Linked DNA regions of Homo sapiens: region 2 is linked to region 1. Evidence: read pairs that join two places in POLR2A ChIA-PET (ENCODE). Cell type or tissue: MCF 10A. All regions are shown on one strand. Each heading gives the region's core, and the rest is flanking DNA. Links, peaks and the distances in the headings are about the cores only.

What was found. Peaks named below come from ENCODE experiments on the same cell type or tissue, not always from the same donor. Only the 100,000 strongest peaks of a DNase experiment are listed, where the experiment ranks them.
Region 2: POLR2A ChIA-PET joins it to region 1 with 5 read pairs; 3 of 35 experiments call an interaction of 5 or more read pairs at or near these places.

The regions. Positions count from the first base shown.
Region 1 is chr1:206,960,381-206,962,880 of GRCh38, forward strand. FCAMR (Fc alpha and mu receptor) reads right to left here. Exons shown (of 8, transcript NM_001170631.2): 5 at 1,833-2,171; 6 at 42-843. Among named protein-coding and RNA genes, the nearest start is that of FCAMR, 8.8 kb to the right of the region's middle. RefSeq lists an enhancer at 1,188-2,387. In MCF 10A, for the core only: no CTCF peak of the experiment used is centred there; a DNase peak (open chromatin) is centred at 1,491.
Region 2 is chr1:207,015,341-207,021,025 of GRCh38, forward strand. C1orf116 (chromosome 1 open reading frame 116) reads right to left here. Exons shown (of 4, transcript NM_023938.6): 4 at 3,182-5,685. Among named protein-coding and RNA genes, the nearest start is that of C1orf116, 15 kb to the right of the region's middle. RefSeq lists an enhancer at 4,207-5,406. In MCF 10A, for the core only: no CTCF peak of the experiment used is centred there; a DNase peak (open chromatin) is centred at 3,011.

The DNA.
Region 1 (2,500 bases), core at 1-2,500:
GATGTGGGGCCCCCCAACCGGGAGAAGGTGCCTGGGGTTACCGCTTCACGGAGGACTCCTTGCCAGGGGGTCCCCAGGGTCCTACTGCCGGGGTCTGGCTCAGTGTTGCTTGGGGACCTCTGTCTCCAGTGGCAGCATCTAGGTCCCCTGCAGCGCTTCCTTCCCCAGATGCTGCCTCCATGCTGGTCCACACATCTGCAGCTGGAGTTCCCAAGATCCACACATCTGCAGCTGGAGTTCCCAAGGTCCACATGCCTGCAGCTGGAGTTGTTTCTCCAATGGAACCCTGAGATTGTTGCTTAGAAACTGGCGTTGCTTGTGGGAGGATTTCCCAGGCCAAAGTTTCTGAGACCAGAGCTGGTGGCCCAATGGTTCCTAGGACCTTTTTGGCTGCATCAAGAGCTATCCTGACCCCCTCTATGTCCTCCCTTGGCCTATCAGCCTTGGTAGTTGTCATCTCCCTCCTGTCCTTGCTGGCTCTAGCCCTGTTTGTCACCGAGCTTCTGGTGCCCTCCCAAACACCTTCTGTTGTATTGGACATGCTTCTGCTCTTTGAAGGTGGACTCTCTGGAATCGGAGCAGGTGCTTTGACAGAACCCTCTGCCCAGCTGCCTGTCCCTGGAGCTGCTGGCCTGGTTGCTCCTGGGGTTCGTCTTCCCTCAGCTGAAGCTGTAGTCTTGCTGGTTCCTGGAGTGGAAGCAACTGTGTCCCATGCTGTCCCCTGTCCTAAGGTCTGGGTGGTTCCTGGGGTCCATCTGTTGGCCACTGGAGACGCTGTTCCATAGGATCTCATGGTGAGCTCCCCAGCAGCTGGAGTGGCTGTGGGGAGGGTGCTGGCGGGACCTGTGTGGACAGCAGAGGGAGGCCACATGGGAAGGCTGGCAGGCCACCTACTGGATTTGGCAAAGGACACCAGGTTTAAAATGTCTGCTAAGTGGAATGCAACCTCACTAAGAGTTGCAGTCTTTGACCAATAGGTTGGATAAAATAAAAAATAGGAAAATGTTTCATTCTCCAGTTTGTGGCAAACATTCTCTCGTCTGTGGCAGACACTGACATGTTATACTCCTATTTCCTTCTCCCATGCCCACATATTTTCTATCCAGCTGTCTTGAATTCCCAAGCTGTTTTCTCCAGAGGCCCACCGCCCAGCAGGTATTGTTCTTCAAAAAAGGTAAAAGAAACACTCCACTTCTAGCAGAGCAGCCCGTTGCAGCAGGCGGCTGGAGAGCAGCATCTAATAGAACTAACCTGCTTTCAGGCTGCCTCCTGTCATGCTGTCTCCTCTGCCAAGTGGCCTTTCACAGCCTGGAGGCCCTTCCTATGCTCTGGGTGCCTGACTTGGGATCAACAAACAGAACCTGCTGCAGAGGGCCTAGGCCTGGGAGCTGTCAGATGTTGGCTGAGGGACTCAGCAAGAGTCTGTGTGAAGGACAGCCCAGTTGCAATTCTTCTGTCCTGCCTGTCACACCTCCTCTGCAGTGCTGCCGCTTCTCTGCATGTCTGAACATGCAGCTATCAGGATCCTAAGAAGCCACGTCATCCCATTCTTGGAGCCGTCTCCAAATATATATTTCATGACATTTGGGGGACACAGGTGGGAGAGTGTACATGCATTCACTGGGGAAGTTTTTCCTAAAATCTTCCTTTTTTTTGAAGGCAGCCTTCTTCTGAAATGAAAGCCTACTTCTTAAAGTCTTTGCCTTGCCCCAGCTTTTCATTGTCACTTCCCTAATGTTTCAAGCCCTTCTGGGTCTCTGAGGCTTCTCTCCCACTTTCTCCTTCCTAGAACGTGCTTCACCAAGCTTGGCCCATCAGCCGTCAGCTCATACCTGCAGAGATGGTCAGATTCATGCTTAAGAACAGCATGTTGTTTTCACTTCCAATGCCGCAGAGGTAGCATCCGATGTCATCCGGGGACAGTTGGGACAGCCTCACCACAAACAAGCCTCTCTGTGGAAAGTCTGTGAGGGCCACACGGTCACGATAGCGATGGTGAGTATACTGGTTGGTGGACACAATGGTCTGGCAGATCCATCTTGGGGGCCCCAGACGGCACCAGTACTTCCTCTGGTGCCTGTTGACAGATGAGGGGGCATAATGGCACTGGATGGTGACAGCTCCTCCAGGCTCCCCTGACACCAGCCTTGAGCCCTTCAATGAATTTGGAGCTGCAGACAGAGAAGGAAGTCAAAGGAGAGGAAGTGGTGAGCATAGTCACTGTTTGGGGACTCACGAACTCTGAACTCTGCCAGAATTAGGGGTCAAGTCAGAAAATACCACTGTGAACATGGAGCAGAATCAATATAAAAATGGCAGAACTCAGCCATTGGGAAAGCAGATGTTGTCCCAAGGTATGGAAGATGAAAATGTAATCATAATCTTACCCACCTTGATAAGCTAACACTTATCCTGAGCTATCCTGGTCCATCCAGAGCCTGGGTTCCCCTGTGCTCCAATGCAGATGTTTAAAAAGATGCCATCTAAGCACACATGAGAG
Region 2 (5,685 bases), core at 1,827-4,326, 57 kb after region 1:
TCTGCACAGCACTGAAAAGATTTCCTGATGCGTCCATAAATATATATCTCATGTACGTCTTGAGCATTCAGCAAAGGCTTCTCAGAAAATCTGAAATTTAATCTGAGACTTAAAGGATGAGAAGGAACTAGCTATGTAAAGATGAGGAGCGGAGAACTCCAGCAGAAGGAACAGCCAAGGTAGAGTCTCAGAGCTGGGACCAGCTTGATGCTTTTAATAAGAGAACATGAAGACAGATCCTTCAGGAGCCCCTGCCTAAAGGACGGGGGCAGGAGAGTCACTCAAAGAGGAGATGACAAATATTTCCTCAGATCCAAGCAACTGAACAGAGCCAGGAACTAATCCAAAGGAGGCCTTCACAGAGTCCTGCCTACCCACTAAAGCAGAGTGTGGCAGGGTTGGTGTGAGCTGGAGGAGGTGTTGATGTTGCAAGTCAACTTGTGCTGTAGCCTCAGTCCTACTTTCAGGCATGAAGGCCCAGGAGGTAGAGAGCGCTGTACTCTCAACATGTCCAAACACAGACCCATGCAGGGGACCCCCAGATCTGAGCCTCTCGCCATGGTCTATGTCTCAGTGAGTGGTATTAGTATCCATCCAATCACGAAGGAATGAAACCAAAACATGACTCATGACCTCACCCTCTTCCTCACCCTCAGTAATAGGTCCACCAAATCATGTCAGTGATGAACATCTTCAAACCTTCTTTCTTTTCTTCTTTCTGCCACCACCACAGCTGCACAGTGCCACACTGCCTCCCTCCCAGACTACAGCAGTAGCTTTCTAACTGTTCCCTTCACACCCATCCCAGCCTGTCTCAGTCCCCTCCCAACCCAGCCACCAGAATGATCTTTCCATCTGTAGAGATGTACAGAGTTTGGCGCAGCAACTCTCTTCACGTAAGAGGAATTTTTTGAAAAGTCTCTGGGGGTTGACGCTTAGATCCTAAGAGCCCTCAAGTGTCGGGTGGAGGTGAGAAGGATTTGCTGGTTGTGCTATAAGTTGGAAAAGAAAAAGAAAGGGTGGAAGGGGAGGTGATGTGAGGCCATGTGGTTGTGATAGGTCCCCCAGCATCCCCCACACTGACCTTCAGTAAAAAACTCAGAAAATAACAAAATGCTTAACGAAACCTGATTTCCCATGGGAATCAGTGAAAGGCCTGGGCTTTGGGTCTAGACCAATAGTGAGCGGAGACAGAGACAGTGGCTTAGGGATGGCAGAGTGTGGATTGGGAAGGAGGCAGGTGTGGGGAGGCTCCGAAGCAGCACACACAGATGCAGATAGGACAGAACTGTAGGAGGCTCTTAAAACTGGAGGAGGGCTTTGACTGTTTCAGTTCTGAGGAATCTAGGTGCAGGCCAAGATTAACCAGTCCTGATGGGGGTCCCAGTTGGCATCTGAATTACACGTCTATATGATAATAATATGAATAGACACCATTTATTCAGCAGTGTGCTATGGTTTTTTTTATATGTAGTATCTCATTTGATTCTATTTTCATAAAAACTGCAAGGGGTAAGTATTATTATTGCCTTACTTTACGAGGTTCCATCCTGTTATAATCTAAGTTCGTTTTCTCTCCATTTTTAAGATAAACAATAACTGTAGGGCGGCATAAAGTTCCCTGAACCACACAACAAAGAAAGTTAAAAGATGCAAAAGGTAATCACCGAAAAGGAAACTGAAGTGCAGAGACCCTGGCAGCCTGGCTCCTGAGCCTATGCTCTTGGCCACTGTATGTTCTCAATCTCTCTTCCCTCCCCTCCTCTTCCCTCCTTTCTTATCTTCTTCCATCTATCCACTCATCCATCCATCCATCCATCAAGCCTCCATCCATCTATCCAACTATATTTCTGACCATATCTCTCTCTATATATACATAGTTGGAGGTAGATATAGATATAGATATAGATATAGATATAGATATAGATATAGCTATCTAAGTTGACATGCCAGAGGCCATGTCAGCTTAGAAGTCCCACAGCAACCTCAAACTCAGTATGCCCCAAACCGAACCTCCCGTCTTCCTGGTCCTACATGTATATATATATACATATATATATATGTGTGTGTGTTTATTTCTGACCATAGATATAGATAGGTAGATAGAAAGAAAGGAAGAAACATATGTATCTCCAACTATAGAGATAATTCCTCTTTAGGTGGGAGGTTGAATTACAGAACCTAAAAGTTTCCTTTCCGTTCTCAAGTTCTCTGAGGTTTAGTTTATTTTAGACTATATTTTGATTATTTTTGGCAGGTGTTTATCTTCCTAACTTGTTTGGATTTACCGAAACATACATTTCAGGGCTAGCATGGATCTAGGAGAAAGACCAAGTCCCTCATGTTGAGAGTGAGAAGAAGTGACCCACTAAATCTCACCTGGTCCAGGCCTCTGCCTGTTTCACATTATTTTGAATTCTGGATACGTGGCAAGTGGTGATAAGGACAACAATCCAACTAGGTAATGAGTAAGAGAGAGTGACAGCCTGGAATTAGAGTGTAATCTGTTTTTACCACATGTGTATGCTAACAGTCAGTGATGATTGTGACAGTGGTCATGACTCCAGCAATTCACAGGTCCCTACACCTGAAGAGATTTAGAGACCTCATCCAATGTACTTCTTGCCTCCTGATAACTAATGCCTGATTCATTCCAGAGATGAACAAATTTAAAAGAACGTGCTATTTAAAATAAAAAAAAGGAATTTTAAAACCTTTTCTAGCTTTTATTTCTTTCTGAGGAGTTCCCTCCTGTTATATGCTTATTTTTTTTACCTTCATTTTAAAAATAAATAACTGTAGAACAGCATATAGTTCTCTGAACCACACAGCAAAAGAAAGTAAAAGGAAGCAAAAAGAAGCTTGCTCTATGGTCATGGGCAGTAAGAGACTGATGATACAGGAGAAGTTGGATTTGAGGATATGAAAGCTGGAAACAGCTGGTTCAGGCTGCACCGGAACACACACATTACACCCATGCCAATTGCTGTCTTTTCAAACTCCAGGAAGCCTGGCATGGGTGAAGCTGAGTCACGTGGAGGCTGTGCCGAAGCCTGGTTGTGCCGTAAGTTTTGTGTGCAGCAGGCTCTATCTTTCTCTCAGAAGTGAGTTGGGTGAGCCCTTGGTATCCAACCCTCCCTACAGTCACCTCCTTTGAGAAGAAAAAAATAAGACCCAGAAGGTAGTATTATCATTTATTGAGTAGCTACACTGTGGCCAGAACTAAGCTTTACATGTTTTATATCACTTATTTATCTCAACAATCTTGAAAGGGTGGTATTATTTTCCCCGTCTTATAGGTGAAGACTCTGAGGTTCAGAAAGTTAAAGTGATATCGCCAGGGTTCCTGACTGGTAAGTGATGGAGGCTGAATTTGAGCCAGATCTATATGCTCCATCATCACTCTCCTGGGGAAAAGAGCCTAGATGTGTTCTATCTGCATTCCTGCTTAGATTCTGCATGACTTCTCCTGTCCATCCCCTTGGCCCCCTCTCCTCTAGTCCATGAGATTACAGCTTTGCACACTGACAGGAGGGTCCTTCCTTCTTAGCCTACACATACAACCAGGTGTCAAAGGATGGAAGGGTTCATCTCACACACTCACAGACCATGTAGACTATTCAATCTACACCTCCAGCTCGAACTCAGAACATTGACAGGAACCTGCTCTTCAATCTTTCACCTCCCCTTTCTCCATGAAACGAACGTCAACATTCACACAGCAGCCCATCCCCAGCCTACAGGGCGGCCCCTGCCAGATCATGCTTCCCACTGTGGAAGAAGGCATGTACGAGTGAGTGGGCTCATCGGTTGACCTCTGTGTGAGATGGCACGTGGTCCTACCCTGCAGAGTCAGAGCACAGAATTCCAAGTGTAGCACAGGTGTGGCAATTCAGAAGAGCAGCTGTCAACACATCTGAGGGCACAGACCCCCCTATCATGCCAGGCTGGGAGAGGCCACTCCTGTATTTGGCAGGTGGCTTGTGCCCAGTGGCATCAAGGCTATGGCAGGGTATAGCAGAGATCTAAGGCCAAGTGGAAGTAGAGCTGTCGCTTTGATTTTGAAAATCAAATGAATGGCCTTTACAAACTTCCACCCACAATTCTTTGAAAAGGGATGAGTAACTCTGACCCTACTCTTACCTCCCTCCCCATCAATTCAAGCTGAATTAAGAGAAATCCTATGTGGATACACAGATACAATGACCTCAGCTCTGTCTAGCACCACTTTCAGGGAGGCGGATGTCCTCACTGGGCCCTCTTGCATCTCTTCAAAATGGGAATGACCAAGTTTGGATTTATTATTCTATTCTTGAATCCCAAAGACCATCCTAAGAGCAAAATATGCTCCTTGAAGGATGAGGATGTGGAGAAGCACGGTATCTTTAAAAAACAAGGGAAGGGAGTCTCAGATTAAGAAAACTGGAGAAATGGGCATGTCAGTAGGATGAGGATGCCTAGTGGCAGGTGCAGGATGTCTGTGACTTTGTCGTGTGTGGGAGAAATGACCTTTCTCAGGATGTGGGAATATAATAGGCTGTACTCCTGATGACCTTGACCATCCTAATCACACTTGTGTGATGCCAGGGCCCCAGGTTCCACCCAAGTTTTACTTTATAGCTATTCCCAAGTTTCCCTATTAATCAAGAAAATTAATGAATAAGGAATAAGGTGATCATTCTTCAGGTTATGGGTTGAAATAGACACAGAAATCAACTCAGCTGAATATAGCATGTGGAATCAGTCCTCCAGAAGGCAGCTTTCTCTCTTTCTGGGGGTGTATAATAAGACATAACTTGGCCGGTTGTGGGAGTCCTCATCAGCCGTGACAGACCAAGTCCTCACCCATGGCCAGGAATGAGGCACAGGCTTTTGGATGTGCGTGTATGAGCAAACGTACACAGAAACCGCCACACCCACACCTCACATACCATGACAGGGTGGAGTATTTGTTGTCCTTATGTTAACCTTGTCACCGTTTTCAGAAATTCTGGGCTTTGATGGTGCTGCGTCCATCAGGACACAGTCCAGAAATTCTCAGCAGCCTTAAAAGGCACCTTTCCAGCAACATTCCCTTCATCTGCCCCTCACATCTGGGCATCCTGGACTCCAAGCAGTTCACAACCATAAGTAAGATTTACTTCCTAAGGGGAAGCAGGAGTCATGTCTGGCCATGTCTCACCTCCAAGCTTGTATTTGCAAGCCCACACCACCCACCCATAATACCCTCTTTCGGCATTTGCTCAAGCTGCACAACTTGGTCACGGAATTTGAGGGGAGAGGTGTTCTGGTTAATGATGAGTTACCATATAGCTATCTTCCAAAGATAAAATTAAAAGCCACAGCAATAACTATTAGTTTGAACAATATTTAATCTCTGATGCTTCAGAAGGCACTTTGAGATCTTGAAGGGCCTTAGGGTTGAGTCTTTGATGGTGACTATGGCTCCTTAGGGTGCTGTGTGGATGTACAAGAGCACTGGCTAAGGAGAGGTGGCAGCATGCAACAAGGGTAAGAACCTCAGCTCTTTCCCTAAATGGCAGGCTGACCCGGGGTTAGTCACTTCCCTTCCCCAGCAGCACTGCGTCAGAGCTTCTCTGAGGCCCCTCTTACCTCTGATATTCTATTAAGACTGGCAGAGGATGTATTGTGTGGGTTTTCTATCACTGGAACTGAGAAAAATTT